2 separate regions of the Homo sapiens genome follow, and region 2 is linked to region 1. Evidence: chromatin loops called from intact Hi-C (ENCODE). Cell type or tissue: OCI-LY7. All regions are shown on one strand. Region 1 holds the start of LOC100128002 (a long non-coding RNA gene). Region 2 holds the start of LOC100996701.

What was found. A loop is a pair of places that touch in the nucleus more often than their neighbours do. Peaks named below come from ENCODE experiments on the same cell type or tissue, not always from the same donor. Only the 100,000 strongest peaks of a DNase experiment are listed, where the experiment ranks them.
Region 2: a loop joins it to region 1, with 11 times the contacts of the local background. A loop is called at or near these places in 40 of 110 quality-filtered maps.

What each region holds. Positions count from the first base shown.
Region 1 is chr12:131,288,650-131,296,649 of GRCh38, reverse strand. LINC02415 (long intergenic non-protein coding RNA 2415) reads left to right here. Exons shown (of 2, transcript NR_135045.1): 2 at 1-537. LOC100128002 (a long non-coding RNA gene) reads right to left here and starts at 1,259. Exons shown (of 1, transcript XR_158870.6): 1 at 1-1,259. It also overlaps the pseudogene RPS6P20. In OCI-LY7, no CTCF peak of the experiment used is centred here; no DNase peak of the experiment used is centred here.
Region 2 is chr12:131,662,408-131,670,407 of GRCh38, reverse strand. It overlaps LOC100996701, which reads left to right and starts at 5,860. Exons shown (of 1, transcript XM_011539090.2): 1 at 5,860-6,634. The coding sequence starts at 5,990. The coding sequence ends at 6,634. It also overlaps the pseudogene RPS6P21. In OCI-LY7, no CTCF peak of the experiment used is centred here; a DNase peak (open chromatin) is centred at 3,197.

The sequences.
Region 1 (8,000 bases):
GACGGGCCCTGCCTGACCTGCTCCTCCAGTGCCCCAGCCCTGCCCCACCCACGTCCCCTCCTCTCACTGCCCCCTGGCCCACTCCGCTGCGGTCTCAGTGCCTTCCCAGGCTGGGCATCATCTGATGGGAGGAAAATGAGGGCCCCAGACTCTGTGTCATCCTGGCAGGACCCCTCCCCTCCCATGGCTTTGAGCCCATGAGATGGCCTTGGACAAAGCGGCAATGGGCCCTTCCTGAGACACAGTGCGGCCATCTACTGGAAAACTGCCCAGTGTGACTCTGATGACTGTGATGTGAATCCTACAGCAAAGTTGAGCAGTGCGCAACCTGGGCTACTGCACCTGGCAGCCCCGGCTCCTCCTCGTCTGCCTCTTCCTGCTCCTTCATTCTCCCCCAGAGCTCTAATTGTCACTGAGATTTTATGTTTCATTTAACAAATGACTGTCTCCCCGCTTGAACAGAACCTCCATGGGGGGAGGGAAGAGTGTCTGTTGTATAAATAGTTGTATTTCAGTGCATAAAACAGTGCCTGCCTCAAAGGGAGGACTCAGTCAATATCTGTTGAATGAATGAATGAATAATTGCCTGGGTCAACGAATGAATGGCTGAATGAATGATTTCTCCTTTCCCTCGGCACTGTCTGGAGTCCCCAGGACAGGCATGGGCAGCAGTCGCTGGTCTGTGGCCTGTCCCACTGGACTTGGGGTTCTCATGCTTGGTCTGGGCGGAGATCACCCACCAGGCTCCCAGGTCGATCCTCTGCTCATGGGAAGCTGCGTCCGGCCCAGCTGCCAGGAGCTCACTGCAGGGTGGAGGGAAGAGCAGGGACGATCTGCGAGCGCCTGAACAGCGCACAAGAGCCGAGGAGCCGCTGCTTAAAATGCAGGCGTTGAGAGGAGTTTCGCCTCCTTTTTTGAGTTGAATATGAGATTTCCGAGCAGCCATGACGAGTTGGGTTGGTGGAAGTGGGGAGTCCGTTCCTCAGTCAGATGGAGGAGGGGGTCCCCTTGGATCTCCTCTCGGGGCTCGAACCCTGATACTTCAAGGTCTCTTCCCACCTGCCCTTGGTGGATCTGGAAAGCTCCTGGGAACAGGGTGGGTCTTCCTTGTTTTAAAGGTTGTAAGTTGAGAGCACCTCACATAACTGCCTGGGGCGGCTCTGACGGGCCTCAGTCTGCTTGTGATGTCACACAGGAAGCCCCTGGGGACTGGGCCGCTCAAGTCCTCCTGGGTCAGACCAGATCACTGGGCCTGTGGGTTCCGCAGTGAGTCCAGCATCGTTTCCTGTGCAGTGACCCAGGCCGGGTCCCCATGGGCTCTGACTAGGGGACAGTGGGACTCGGGGTTGGGGGGCCTGCTTGAGTCATGGCTTCACTGTCCACTGTGACTGGGGACCCCCAGGGGGATTTCTGGGGACGCATTCACCTACTGCACTGGGGTTTCTCTTTCAGAACCACAACACCCTGGAAGGCAAGAAATGGGGAGCTGCATCTGCATCCACAGGGTCCCACCAGCCTGGAACATCCCCGCTGGTCTAGAATCCCACCCCACACACCCCGCTGATCCTGGGCCCGTCCCTGTGACCAGGAGACGGAGTCCAGGGACTCCCCAGGCCTGGGCCACGCGACTGCCCTAAGAGCCTGGCATCAGGGAGCAGTGCTGTGTGCACCCCCAGGTCCACTGAGAGTAGGGAGGGGGCTTCCCCACGGGTAGGTGGGGATGGAGGGTGGTCCGAAGATCAGGAGACGGAGCCCCGCCCCTCTTCGCAGGTGAGCAACAAAAGCTCTGAACAGTCAACTGAACTACTTAGGGCGACTGGCGGGAATCCAACCAGGTCTGCCTGACTGTGTGTCTGCTTGTGTGTCTCTGCTGTCTCTCCATCTATCTGTCTGTCTGTCTGCCTGTCCATGTGTGTCTGTCTCTCATCTGTCCACCTATCTGCCTGTCTGTGTATCTGTCCGTCCATCTGTGTGTCTGCCTGTCCATCTATCCGTCTGTTGTCCATCTCTCCATCTATCTGTCTGTCTGTCTGCCTGTCCATGTGTGTCTGTCTGTCATCTGTACGCCTATCTGCCTGTCTGTGTGTCTGTCCGTCCATCCATCTGTGTGTCTGCCTGTCCATCTATCCATCTGTTGTCCATCTCTCCATCTGTCTGTCTGCCTGTCTGTCTGCACAGCCCCTGACCTCACACTCAGGCTGCGTTTGCAGCAGCCGTTTCCCATCTAAGCATCCGTGTCCTCCTTGCTGAGTTGGAGGTAGGAAGTCACATTGACATTCTGTGTGTCTGTGAAGGTAAATAAAATTATAGACACAGGAGGAGCAGACTGTCTGCTTCTTAGAGATAATGAAATGACTTCTGGCCATGAGCAAAGTGGACACTCTGTCTCCGGGGTCAGCAACCCACCTGCTGGGCCCCAGTCCCTTCTGTGTCCTGGGGTGTGAGGCTCCCAGGAGGCCATGCTTGGTAGAAAAGGGTCCTATGAGTGGGCCAGGGCAGCCAGGAAGCCAGAGCCACCCAGGGAGTGCCATGGGGGCCACTTAATCATGGAACTCGCCACAGAGGGGCTGGAGGAGCTGCAGAAGAAATGGTGGGGCAGTGACCCCGAGTTAGGCATCAGCAGGAAGCCACTGCCATCCAGGGCTGCAGGGGCTGGGGAGGGGTGAGCACAGCCAGGGGCTGGGCGGCCAAGTCCAAGGCACCAGGCACAAGCATCCCTGTCCTCTCCCTGTGGAGCCACAATGGCTGTGCTTAGTTCCTTCAGCAACGTGACGTGACGGCACAGTGAGACGTCGCCCACCAGGGAAGCCCACAGAGACTCAGCGCCCAGCGACTAGGGGGCTGGTCACGGGGGCACCTCTGCTTGGCGCGCACAGACATTCCAGGCCCCCAGAAGGAAACGGGCTCAGGATACCACGTGGTTTCCACAGGAGTTTAGACACAGGAGCTCCTCGCTATTGAGGGAGGTTGTGTGTCTGCGCAGGGAACTGCTGCAGCCAGATTCCAAGACACCAGCCAAGGGCACCCTCACCAGCAGGCCTTTCCCAGGGCCATCGTCTCAGACCCGCCAGGTCACTCTTTCTGGGCACTTTCTCAGGAGGTTGCTCCAGTGCAGGATGGAAGCACAGAGAGTCCGGGGTTGTCACATGATCCTGGCTGAGTGTTTAGACCTCCAGAGAGGAGAGCACAAAGGCGGAACAGGAAGCCCAGAACTGCCTCCCGACAGAAACACCAACTCACAACAGCAAGGCCCAGAAGCCTTTCTGAGGCAGCTACAAAGCTCTGCGAATTGATACCAAGTGTAAGAAGGTGTAATCTGTGACACTGAGGACATAAAGCAGGGGGTTGTAGAAAGGATAGAGGTTTTGCATGCAGTTGGAGTTGTTATCAGCTTAAGGTCGATTGTTATGAGATGTTTTATGCAGTCCCCATAGTAACCACAAAGAAAATACCAACAGAAGAGCCGCTTCAAGATGAAGCTGAACATCTTCCCAGCCGCTGGCTGCCAGAAGCTCATTGCAGTGGACGATGAACACAAACTTCGTAGTTTGTATGAGATGCCTGTGGCCACAGAAGTTGCTGCTGATGCTCTCGTGAAGCATGGAAGGGTTCTGTGGTCTGGATCAGTGGTGGGAACGACAAACAAGCCTTCCCATGAAGCAGGGTGACCCGACCCACGGCCATGTCCACCTGCTACCGAGTAAGCGGCATTCCTGCCATAGACCAAGGAGAACTGGAGAAAGACAGTGAAAACCTGTTCGCCGTTGCATTGTGGATGCCAATCTCAGCATTCTCAACTTGGTTATTGTTAAAAAAAAAAAATAGGAGAGAAGGACATTCCTGGACTGACTGATACTATGGTGCCTCGCTGCCTGGGGCCCAGAAGAGCTAGCAGAATCCGTAGACTTTTCAATGTCTCTAAAGAAGACGACGTCTTCTTTAGACGAAGAAGAAGACGTCTAAATGTTGAAATGTTGAAATGTTTCAAATGTTAAATGTTGAAAACCCTTAAACGAAGAATGTAAGAAACCGAGGACCAAAGCACCTACGACTCAGTGTCTTGTTTTCATTTTTTTTTTCTATACAGAGTCTCACTCTGTCGCCCAGGCTGGAGTGCAGTGGTGCGATCTCGGCTCACTGCAACCTCTGCCTCCTGGGTTCAAGTGATTCTCCTGCCTCAGCCTCCTGAGTAGCTGGGACTATAGGCGCCCGCCACCACCTGGCTAATTTTTGTATATTTAGTAGAGATGGGGTTTTACCATGTTGGTCAGGCTGGTCTCAAACTCCTGACCTTGTGATCCCCCTGCCTTGGCCTCCCAAAGTGCTGGCATTACAGGCGTGAGCCACCACGCCCGGTCAGTGTCTTGTTACTCCATGTGCCCTGCAGCACAAATGCTGGCATCTTGCTCTGAAGAAAACAGTGTACTACAAAAAATAAGGCAGAGGCTGCAGAATATGCTACACACTGGCCACGAGAATGAAAGAGGCCAAAAAAAAAAAAAAAACATCAGGAACAGACTGCCAGGAAATGCAGACTCTCCAGCGGTGAGCTCCTACTTCTAAGTCTGCATCCAGACAAAAACAAGATTTTTTGAGTAACAAATAAGATCAGACCCTTCCAAAAGAAAATACCTATAGAAGATACACCAAAGAAAATGAGAAAGAAATCAAAGCAGCTCAGTACAAAAAAACAACAACAAAGAAACACAAAGAAAGGCAGCAAGAGAGGAAAAGAGGAACAAATAATTATAAGACAAAGAGAAAACAATAAAATAGCAATAGTAAGTCCCTCCCCATCAGTCATTAATTTAAATATAAATGGGTGAAACTCCCCAGTCAAAAGACATAGAGTGGCTGAATGCATAATAAGATGCAGCTATATGCTATCTACAAGACACTTTATATTATTTTATTTGTACAAATTCATGGGGCACATGTGAAATGTTGTTACACATATATAATGCATAGTGATCAAGTCAGGGTATAGGGTGTCCATCACCCAAGTACAATATACTTTTGTTAACTATGTTCACCCTATTCTGCTATCAAACATTGAATTTATTTTTCTATCTTACTGTTTTTTGTACCCTTCCACCAACTTTTCTTCATCCTCCCCCATCCCCACTCACCCTTCCCAGTCTCTGTTATCCATCTTTCCACTCTCTACCTCCATATGACTTTAGATATAAGGACATACACAGGTTCAAAATGAGAGAATGAACAAAGATACTCCATGCAAATGGTAAACAAAACAGAGCAGAGATGGCCACATTCATGTCAGACAAAATAGACATCAAGTCAAAAACTGTCACAAGAGACAAAAAGGACTTTACACAATGACGAAAAGGTAAATTTACTGGGAAGATATAGCAGTTATAAACACATATGGACCTATTAACAAAGCACACTAATATGTAAAACAAACTGACAGAACTGAAGGGAGAAGCACAGAAATGCAGCAGGAGGTTTCAATACCCCATTTCCAATAATGGATAGATCAGCCAGACAGAAGAACAACAGGGTGAGAGAAGACTTGAGCAACAGCATAGATCAATTGGGCCTGAGAGACACTGGATCCCTGGTGTCAGGGGAGCTTCTCATCATCCCCCACTGCCTCCCTTTCGGGCAGCAGATACGGGGTCTGCACGGCCCTGCAGAGGGGTTGAGTGAGTGTAGTCATGGATTTGGGAACCCTGAAGGGAGAATGTCATTGTCCTAAGGCTGGGAGACAGGCTGGGTGTGCAGGTGTGCATGCGGCATGTGTGTGTACAGGTGTTCATATAGATGTGATGTGGGCGTGTGTGTGCAGGTGTGTGTGCAGGTGTGTGTGCAGGTGTGTGTGCAGGTGTGCACGTGCAGGTGTGTGGAGCTGAGTGGATGTTAGTGTGCACGTGTATCTGTGTATCCACGTGGGTGTGTGGATGTGTGCATCTAGTATGCATGAATGTGCAGACGTGTTTTCATGTGCATATGTGTGTATGTGTGTGCATGGATGTGTTTTTGGTTGTGTGTATATGTGTGTACATGTGTCATGTGCCAGTGTGTATTTGAGAATGTGTGTACACAGAGGTATATGGGATGTATGGATGTGAGTGTGCATGTGTGCATATGTGTGTACATGTGTGTTATGAGTATTTGAGCATGCATGTGCACACGGGTACATGGGGTGTGTGGATATGAGTATGTATATGCGTGTACATGTGTTCTGTGCAGGTGTGTACTTAAGCATGTGTGCATAAGTGTGCACACATGTCTGTGGGATGTGTGTGAGTGCACATGTGTGTCTATGTGTGTGCATGGCATGTGTGTGGTGTACATCCGTGTGGGTGTGTACCTGTGTGCAGGTGTGTGCAGATGTGTGTTTCAGTGTGTGCGTGTGTGCACATGTGCATTTTGTTTAAAACTCAGGGGGAACCTGTGGTGAGAGGCGTCCCCACAGCAGGCCGCTCCCCACTGAGCTTATTCCAGAGGCCGTAGGCCTCTCGCTGGGGGAGGGGGGCTCAGGGCCTCGGCGGCAGAGGCCCAGGTCACATCAGGGTCACAGCACCAATGGGGCTGGGTGGATGTGGCTGCCAGTCCAGCTGGTGGGAGCTGGGTCACTGGGGAGCAGCCCCCAGCCTTGACTCTGGCAGCCAACTGTGGCCGGGTGCGCCCAGGGCTGCCGGGACTTCTGGTTCTCCAGGATGAGGTGGAAATCCAGGTTTTACCTGGAACATCCCAACTTTGAACTATTGGCAACAGACTCAGAATTTCCCAGGACACCATATGGGCCACATGAAGCATCCCAGGCTGGGTGAAGCCCCTGCCCCACTGGCTTTCTCAGGACTAATGGTGGCAGCAGCTCACAGCCCTGAGGCAGGAGCCATCCGTGCTCAGGGTTTTAAGCGCTTTTTCTCATTTTGTGCTCTCCTGGGAGGTGCAATTTCGAGGTGATGGAAGCCAACAGAAGGGGTGACCTTGGGGGATTGGCCCAAGGTCACCCGGGCTCAGGGGTGGGGCCGGGATGGACTCTCCTGGACTTTGTGCTGTAGCCCCCCAGCACCTGCACTTCACTGCCTCCCTGTCTATTAATTCATAATGCTAATAATTATTAGCTTTATCATCACCGTTATTGGACGCCAGTCCAGCGCTGCTTCTGGCAGGAAGGTCTGAGGCTGTGCAGGGAGGAGGGAGAGGCCTCTGTCTTCCTCCCTTCCCCACCCGCCTCCCCTGGAGAGCAGGGAACGGAGCAAAGCGTCCCTGGGACTGGCTTGCACCTGCTCAGAACCTGAGGATGAGCTTAAAGCTTTCCTTGAGGAGCTTGAACCCTAGCTTGTCCTGCCGTGGTCAGCGTGGGGACCCTGCTGTCCACACCTCTGGGGACCCGTCCACGCAGGCATCTTTCTCTCTGTTCCAGGGGGACAGAGACCCTAGGCCTCTCCTCTGGGGTCTCTCACCACTTGGAGGAGAGGTGGGCTCCCCGCGAGCTCCCATCGGCTGCTGCTGTTGCTGGGCTGCCTGTGCCTTCCCTTTGAAGCTACAATTCACATTCCCGGTATCTGTGTACATTCCTGGTTCCAATGTCTTCTGCAGAAACTCCCTGCCCTGAAGTCTCCCTGCCTTGCTATGCTCTATTAGTGATCACCCACCATGACGGTGACAGGTTGCATTAAAGTCATGAAGAGCAGAGCTCCTTGTGAGTGGGTCCAGGATGCTCCACTTGGCTGGTGGATGGAGCAGCCGCAGGGCAGGACTTCTGGGGACAGCTGTCTCTTTTCTCAGGTCCTGGCTCAGCCTGGCTGCTGGGTGCCCCATTTCTGGACTAAACTTACCATGCGAGTCCCTAAAGGGCCTCTTCCAGGACTGTCCCAGATGAGAAGACCTCCTGGGCCCCTCCTCCCTCTCCCCAGGGCGACTGTGAGCTCCGTGGGGCCCAGGACGGCCCCACAGGTTTCCCTGCAGAGAACTGGGCAGAGGCTGACCTCCGCAGGCACCCTGGGCCCCTGACCATTTGACGCTGC
Region 2 (8,000 bases), 370 kb before region 1:
CCTCCCAAAGTGCTGGCATTACAGGTGTGAGCCACCGTGCCTGGCTGATGTGTAATCCTTCTAATTTGTTATTAAATTGTGTTTGTTAGCATTTTATTTAGGATTTTTGCATGAATATTCATCAGAGATTTGGTGTTGTAATTTTCTCTTTGTGTAGTATCTTTGATTTTTGTATAAGGGTAATACTGGCCTCATAGAATGAGTTTGGAGGTGTTCCCTCTTCAATTTTTTGGAAGAGTTTGAGAAGGATTGCTGTTGGTTCTTCTTTAAATGTTTGGTAGAATTCTCCATGAAGTCATCTGGTCCTGGGCTTTTCTTCTTTGGGATGTTTTTGATTATTAATTCAATTTCCTTACAAGTTATAGGTTGGTTCAGATTTTTTATTTCTTCATGGTTCTGTCTTGGTAGGTTGGATGTTTCTGGAAATTTATCTATTTTTTTTCCAGGTTATCCAATTTGTTGGCATATAATTGTTCATGCTAGTTTCTTATGATCCTTTTTATTTCTGTAGCATCAGTTGTAACATGTCCTCTTTTATTCCTGACTTTTGTTATTTGAATATTTTTTCTTTTTTTAGTCTAATAAATGTTTTTGATTTTATTGATCTTTTCAAAAAACAGCTTAGTCTTTTTTTTCTATTGTTTTTCTATTCTCTATTTTATTTTGGCACTGATCTTTATTATTTCTTTTTTATGTTAACTTTGGATTCAATTTGCTTTTTGTCTAGTTCTGTGAGGTGTAAAGTTAGGTTGTCGATTCGAGGTATTTTTTTTCTCTTTTTAAGGTTGGCATTTACCATGGTAAGCATCCCTCTAGTACTGCTTTTGCTTAGTACTGTATGTTTTTACCTAATGTATAACTTTGGTATGTTGTGTTTTTATTTTCATTTGCCTCAAGGTATTTTCTAGTTCCTTTGTGTTTCTTCTTTTACCCATTGATTATTCAAGAATGTGGTTTATTTTCCACATATTTGTAGGATTTTCCAATTTTCCTTTTGCTGTTAACTTCTAGTTTCATCCCGTTGTTGGAAAAGATACTAAGCATCATTTCAGTCTTCTTAAATTTATTATGATTTATTTTGTGGCCTAACATATGATCTTTCCTGGAGAATGTTCCATGTGTGCTTAGGAAGAATGTGTGTTCTGCTGTTGCTGGAGAGTGTCCTGTGTGTGTCCGTCAGGCCCAATTGATCTATGCTGTTGCTCAAGTCTTCTCTCACCCTGTTTTTCTGTCTGGCTGATCTATCCATTATTGGAAATGGGGTATTCAGACCTCCTGCTGCATTTCTGTGCGTTTCTCCCTTCAGTTCCGTCAGTTTGTTTTACATATTAGTGTGCTTTGTCAATAGGTCCATATGTGTTTATCATTGCTATATCTTCCCAGTAAATTTATCTTTTCATCATTGTATGAAGTCCTTTTTGTCTCCTGTGACAGTTTTTGACTTGTCTATTTTGTCTGACATGAGTGTGGCCACCTCTGCTCTCTTTTGTTTACCATTTGCATGGAGTATCTTTTTCCATCCTCTCATTTTGAACCTGTGTATGTCCTTATATCTAAAGTGATATGGAGGTAGAGAGTGGAAAGACGGAAAACAGAGACTGGGAAGGGTGAGTGGGGATAGGGGAAGGATGAAGAAAAGTTGGTTGAAGGGTACAAAAAACAGTAAGATAGAAAAAATAAATTCAATATTTGATAGCAGAGTAGGGTGAACATAGTTAACAAAAGTATATTGTACTTGGGTGGTGAACACCCTATACCCTGACTTGATCACTATGCATTATATATGTATAACAACATTTCACATGTGCCCTATGAATTTGTACAAATAAAAAAATATAAAGTGTCTTGTAGATAGCATATAGCTGCATCTTATTATCCATTCAGTCACTCCATGTCTTTTGATTGGGGAGTTTCACCCATTTATGTTTAAGTTAATGACTGATGGGACGGACTTACTGTTGCTATTTTGTTGTTTTGTGTTTGTCTTATAATTATTTGTTCCTCTTTTCCTCTCTTGCTGCCTTTCTTTGTGTTTCTTTGTTTTTGTTTTTTGTTTTTTGTATTGAGCTGCTTTGATTTCTTTCTCATTTTCTTTTCTGCATCTTCTACAAGTATTTTCTTTTGGAAGGGTCTGATCTTATTTGCTACTCAAAAAATCTTACTTTTGTCTGGATGCAGACTTAGAAGTAGAAGCTCACCGCTGGAGGGTCTGCATTTCCTGGCAGTCTGTTCCTGATGTTTTTCTTTGGCCTCTTTCATTCTCATGGCCAGCGTGTAGCCTACTCTGCAGCCTCTGCTTTATTTTTCGTAGTGCACTGTTTTCTTCAGAGCAAGATGCCAGCATTTGTGTTGCAGGACACGTGGAGTAACAAGACACTGAGTCTTGGGTGCTTTGGTCCTCAGTTTCTTACATTCTTTGTTTAAGGGCTTTCAACATATTTCCAGACATCATCTTCTTTAGAGACATAGAAAAGTCTGCGGATTCTGCTAGCTCTTCTGGGCCCCAGGCAGCGAGGCGCCATAGTATCAGTCAGTCCAGGAATATCCTTCTCTCCTACTTTTTTTTTTTTTTTTTTTAACAATAACCAAGTTGAGGACGCTGAGATTGGCATCCACAATATGCAACGGCGAACAGGTTTTCACTGTCTTTCTCCAGTTCTCCTTGGTCTATGGCAGGAATGCCGCTTACTCGGTAGCAGGTGGACATGGCCATGGGTCGGGTCACCCTGCTTCATGGGAAGGCTTGTTTGTCTTTCCCACCACTGATCCAGACCACAGAACCCTTCCATGCTTCACGAGAGCATCAGCAGCAACTTCTGTGGCCACAGGCATCTCATACAAACTACGAAGTTTGCGTTCATCGTCCACTTCAATGAGCTTTTGGCAGCTAGCGGCTGGGAAGATGTTCAGCTTCATCTTGAAGCAGCTCTTCTGTTGGTATTTTCTTTGTGGTTACTATGGGGACTGCATAAAACATCTCATAACAATCGACCTTAAGCTGGTAACAACTCCAACTGCATGCAAAACCTCTATCCTTTCTACAACCCCCCGCTTTATGTCCTCAGTGTCACAGATTACACCTTCTTACACTTGGTATCAATTCGCAGAACTTTGTAGCTGCCTCAGAAAGGCTTCTGGGCCTTGCTGTTGTGAGTTGGTGTTTCTGCCGGGAGGGAGTTCTGGGCTTCCTGTTCCGCTTTTGTGCTCTCCTCTCTAGAGGTCTAAACACTCAGCCAGCATAATGTGACAACCCCGGACTCTCTGTGCTTCCATCCTGCCCTGGAGCAACCTCCTGAGAAAGTGCCCAGAAAGAGTGACCTGGCGGGCCTGAGACGGTGGTCCTGGGAAAGGCCTGCTGGTGAGGGTGCCCTTGGCTGGTGTCTTGGAATCTGGCTGCAGCAGTTCCCTGTGGAGACACACAACCTCCCTCAATAGCGAGGAGCTCCTGTGTCTAAACTCCTGTGGAAACCACGTGGTATCCTGAGCCCGTTTCCTTCTGGGGTCCTGGAATGTCTGTGCGCGCCAAGCAGAGGTGCCCCCGTGACCAGCCCCCTAGTCGCTGGGCGCTGAGTCTCCGTGGGCTTCCCTGGTGGGCGACGTCTCACTGTGCCGTCACGTCACTTTGCTGGAGGAACTAAGCACAGCCATTGTGGCTCCACAGGGAGAGGACAGGGATGCTTGTGCCTGGTGCCCTGGACTTGGCCACCCAGGCCCTGGCTGTGCTCACCCTTCCCGGCCCCTGCAGCCCCGGATGGCAGTGGCTTCCTGCTGATGCCTAACTCAGGGTCACCGCCCCACCATTTCTTCTGCAGCTCCTCCAGCCCCTCTGTGGCGAGTTCCATGATTAAGTGGCCCCCATGGCACTCCCTGGGTGGCTCTGGCTTCCTGGCTGCCCTGGCCCACTCATAGGACCCTTTTCTACCAAGCATGGCCTCCTGGGAGCCTCACACCCCAGGACACAGAAGGGACTGGGGCCCAGCAGGTGGGTTGCTGACCCTGGAGACAGAGTGTCCACTTTGCTCATGGCCAGAAGTCATTTCATTATCTCTAAGAAGCAGACGGTCTGCTCCTCCTGTGTCTATAATTTCATTTACCTTCACACACACACAGAATTTCAATGTGACTTCCTACCTCCAACTCAGCAAGGAGGACACGGATGCTTAGATGGGAAACGGCTGCTGCAAACGCAGCCTGAGTGTGAGGTCAGGGGCTGTGCAGACAGACAGGCAGACAGACAGATGGAGAGATGGACAACAGATGGATAGATGGACAGGCAGACACACAGATGGACAGACAGACACACAGACAGGCAGATAGGCAGACAGATGACAGACAGACACACATGGACAGGCAGACAGACAGACAGATAGATGGAGAGACAGCAGAGACACACAGGCAGACACAGTCAGGCAGACCTGGTTGGATTCCCGCCAGTCGCCCTAAGTAGTTCAGTTGACCGTTCAGAGCTTTTGTTGCTCACCTGCGAAGCGGGGCGGGGCTCCGTCTCCTGATCTTCGGACCACCCTCCATCCCCACCTACCCGTGGGGAAGCCCCCTCCCTACTCTCAGTGGACCTGGGGGTACACACAGCACCGCTCCCTGATGCCAGGCTCTTAGGGCAGTCGCGTGGCCCAGGCCTGGGGAGTCCCTGGACTCCGTCTCCTGGTCACAGGGACGGGCCCAGGATCAGCGGGGTGTGTGGGGTGGGATTCCAGGCCAGCGGGGATGTTCCGGGCTGGTGGGACCCTGTGGATGCGGATGCAGCTCCCTATTTCTTGCCTTCCAGGGTGTTGTGGTTCTGAAAGAGAAACCCCAGTGCAGTAGGTGAATGCGTCCCCAGAAATCCCCCTGGGGGTCCCCAGTCACAGTGGACAGTGAAGCCATGACTCAAGCAGGCCCCCCAACCCCGAGTCCCACTGTCCCCTAGTCAGAGCCCACGGGGACCCGGCCTGGGTCACTGCACAGGAAACGATGCTGGACTCACTGCGGAACCCACAGGCCCAGTGATCTGGTCTGACCCAGGAGGACTTGAGCGGCCCAGTCCCCAGGGGCTTCCTGTGTGACATCACAAGCAGACTGAGGCCCGTCAGAGCCGCCCCAGGCAGTTATGTGAGGTGCTCTCAACTTACAACCTTTAAAACAAGGAAGACCCACCCTGTTCCCAGGAGCTTTCCAGATCCACCAAGGGCAGGTGGGAAGAGACCTTGAAGTATCAGGGTTCAAGCCCCGAGAGGAGATCCAAGGGGACCCCCTCCATCTGACTGAGGAACGGACTCCCCACTTCCACCAACCCAACTCGTCATGGCTGCTCGGAAATCTCATATTCAAGTCAAAAAAGGAGGCGAAACTCCTCTCAACGCCTGCATTTTAAGCAGCGGCTCCTCGGCTCTTGTGTGGTGTTCAGGCGCTCGCAGATCGTCCCTGCTCTTCCCTCCACCCTGCAGTGAGCTCCTGGCAGCTGGGCCGGACGCAGCTTCCCATGAGCAGAGGATCGACCTGGGAGCCTGGTGGGTGATCTCCGCCCAGACCAAGCATGAGAACCCCAAGTCCAGTGGGACAGGCCACAGACCAGCGACTGCTGCCCATGCCTGTCCTGGGGACTCCAGACAGTGCCGAGGGAAAGGAGAAATCATTCATTCAGCCATTCATTCGTTGACCCAGGCAATCATTCATTCATTCAACAGATATTGACTGAGTCCTCCCTTTGAGGCAGGCACTGTTTTATGCACTGAAATACAACTATTTATACAACAGACACTCTTCCCTCCCCCCATGGAGGTTCTGTTCAAGCGGGGAGACAGTCATTTGTTAAACGAAACATAAAATCTCAGTGACAATTAGAGCTCTGGGGGAGAATGAAGGAGCAGGAAGAGGCAGAGGAGGAGGAGCCAGGGCTGCCAGGTGCAGTAGCCCAGGTTGCGCACTGCTCAACTTTGCTGTGGGATTCACATCACAGTCATCAGAGTCACACTGGGCAGTTTCCCAGTAGATGGCCGCACTGTGTCTCAGGAAGGGCCCATTGCCGCTTTGTCCAAGGCCATCTCATGGGCTCAAAGCCATGGGAGGGGAGGGGTCCTGCCAGGATGACACAGAGTCTGGGGCCCTCATTTTCCTCCCATCAGATGATGCCCAGCCTGGGAAGGCACTGAGACCGCAGCGGAGTGGGCCAGGGGGCAGTGAGAGGAGGGGACGTGGGTGGGGCAGGGCTGGGGCACTGGAGGAGCAGGTCAGGCAGGGCCCGTCAGCCCAGAGGCACCCCAGGACTCAAGCCTGCAGCCGACCCTGCTCTCCTAGCCCTCACTGCAGCTGTGGGAAGGGGAAGCATGGAGCCCTCCCTCAAGGTCAGTGCAGCGCCTGGCTTGAGCTCACCATGGTGACTGTCCCCTGCTGCCACCATTGCAGTCACTGCCCTGGTGGGCAGCCTGGACCCCAGCTCCACTGCGCATGGACTGTGTGGTCTTGGGCAGTGCCAAGCTCAGCCTCACGGGCCTGTGGGGACGGTCACAGGAGGTCCACGTGCCAGGCCCAGGGTTCATGCACAGGGTTACCACCACTGCGAGGTTGCCTGTCCCGTCTTGTACCCGGCTGTCCATGCCCTCATCTCAGGCAGCAGGACAAAGGCAAGTGGAACTGAGAGGGGAGAGAGAGGCCAGAGTCCCCTGCAGCCCTGTCCCCAGGACCAGTGCCAAGAGCAACCTCAGAGGAGGGACCTGGGAGTGGCTGGTTCCAGTCCCCACCCCCACTCCGATGGGAAAGTGACCCCGGGTGACCTGCCAAGGTCACAGGGCAGAGCTAGGGCGAGGTCTAAGCACCTCATGTCTGAGCAGAGGAACCCACTCAAGGCCCACCAGGACCCACACGGCCAGTGTTGTCATCACTGAGACATAGAGACGGGGGCCCCCGAGCCACACAGCTGGACAGTGAGAAAACCAGGCTCCCAGCAGTGAGCTGGCCGCATGCCCAGGGCCTTCCACAGCTCCACACAGCCCAGCCTCCAAACCAACTCAGGATGGGCCCAGGGCTCAAATGCCCCCAAGGCCCAGGCAGAACCGTGGGAGTGCAGGTGCCCAGGGGTGACGATAGGGAACGGTGGGGACTGCGGAGAACCGGAGAGGGCTTCCCTCCTAAGGGCAGTGAACCTCAAAGTTCCCTAAACCTACAGAGCCCACCAAGCTCACCTCTCCAGGGGGCTTCAGTCCAGTCTCAAGAGTGGCACCTGGTGAAGGGGGTTCTTGGGATGTGACAGTGACCTCCGAAGCCTGGACATTTGCTCTGTAAGGAGGGGGTCTGGGCTTTTAAAATGTCCTGCTGAGAAAAGAGAAGACACAGGGTGGATTCGGGCACAAGGGATGTGACGGAAGGAACAGCCCCTCTGCAGCGGTGGCGGTTCAGAGGGCCCAATCAGCACACGACCCCCACCCTGGCCCCTGCAGAAAGGCAGGCCTGGTGCGGAAGCTGAAACTCGAAGCCTAGCGCGAAGGCCCCGCAGATGTCAGTCGTGGGGTGCGCCAGAGGCAATGGGGGCCCCGTGATGAGTGCGACCCTAACTGGGTTATGTTGATGAACGCAGGGATTTTCACATCAGAGTTAGGAATGGCGGTGACAATAAACTAAGGAATGGTTTCCGTGGATACAGTTGACACGCGGAATCTTGTGTCTTAGAAAGCCTGTCTTGAGGCTGGTTACAGTGGTTCACGCCTATAATCCCAACATTTTGAGAGGCCAAGGAGGGAGGATCGCTTGAGGCTAGCAGTTCAAGACCAGCCTGGCCAGCATAGCAAGATTCCATGTTTATTAAAAATTTTGAAAGGCACGTTGCTTTGTGTCTCAGGATTGCTCTGTGCTGTGTTCAGACAACAGGAGGATGAAAACAAACTCTCCAATCTCGGGGCTGGGAGGAAACAGGGTGCCTATTACCGTGAGGTGGGATGAATTGATCTTTCATTTAATCCTCCTGCAATACTCGTGGGTTCGTTCCTTCCTTCCTTCAAGAAGCGTTT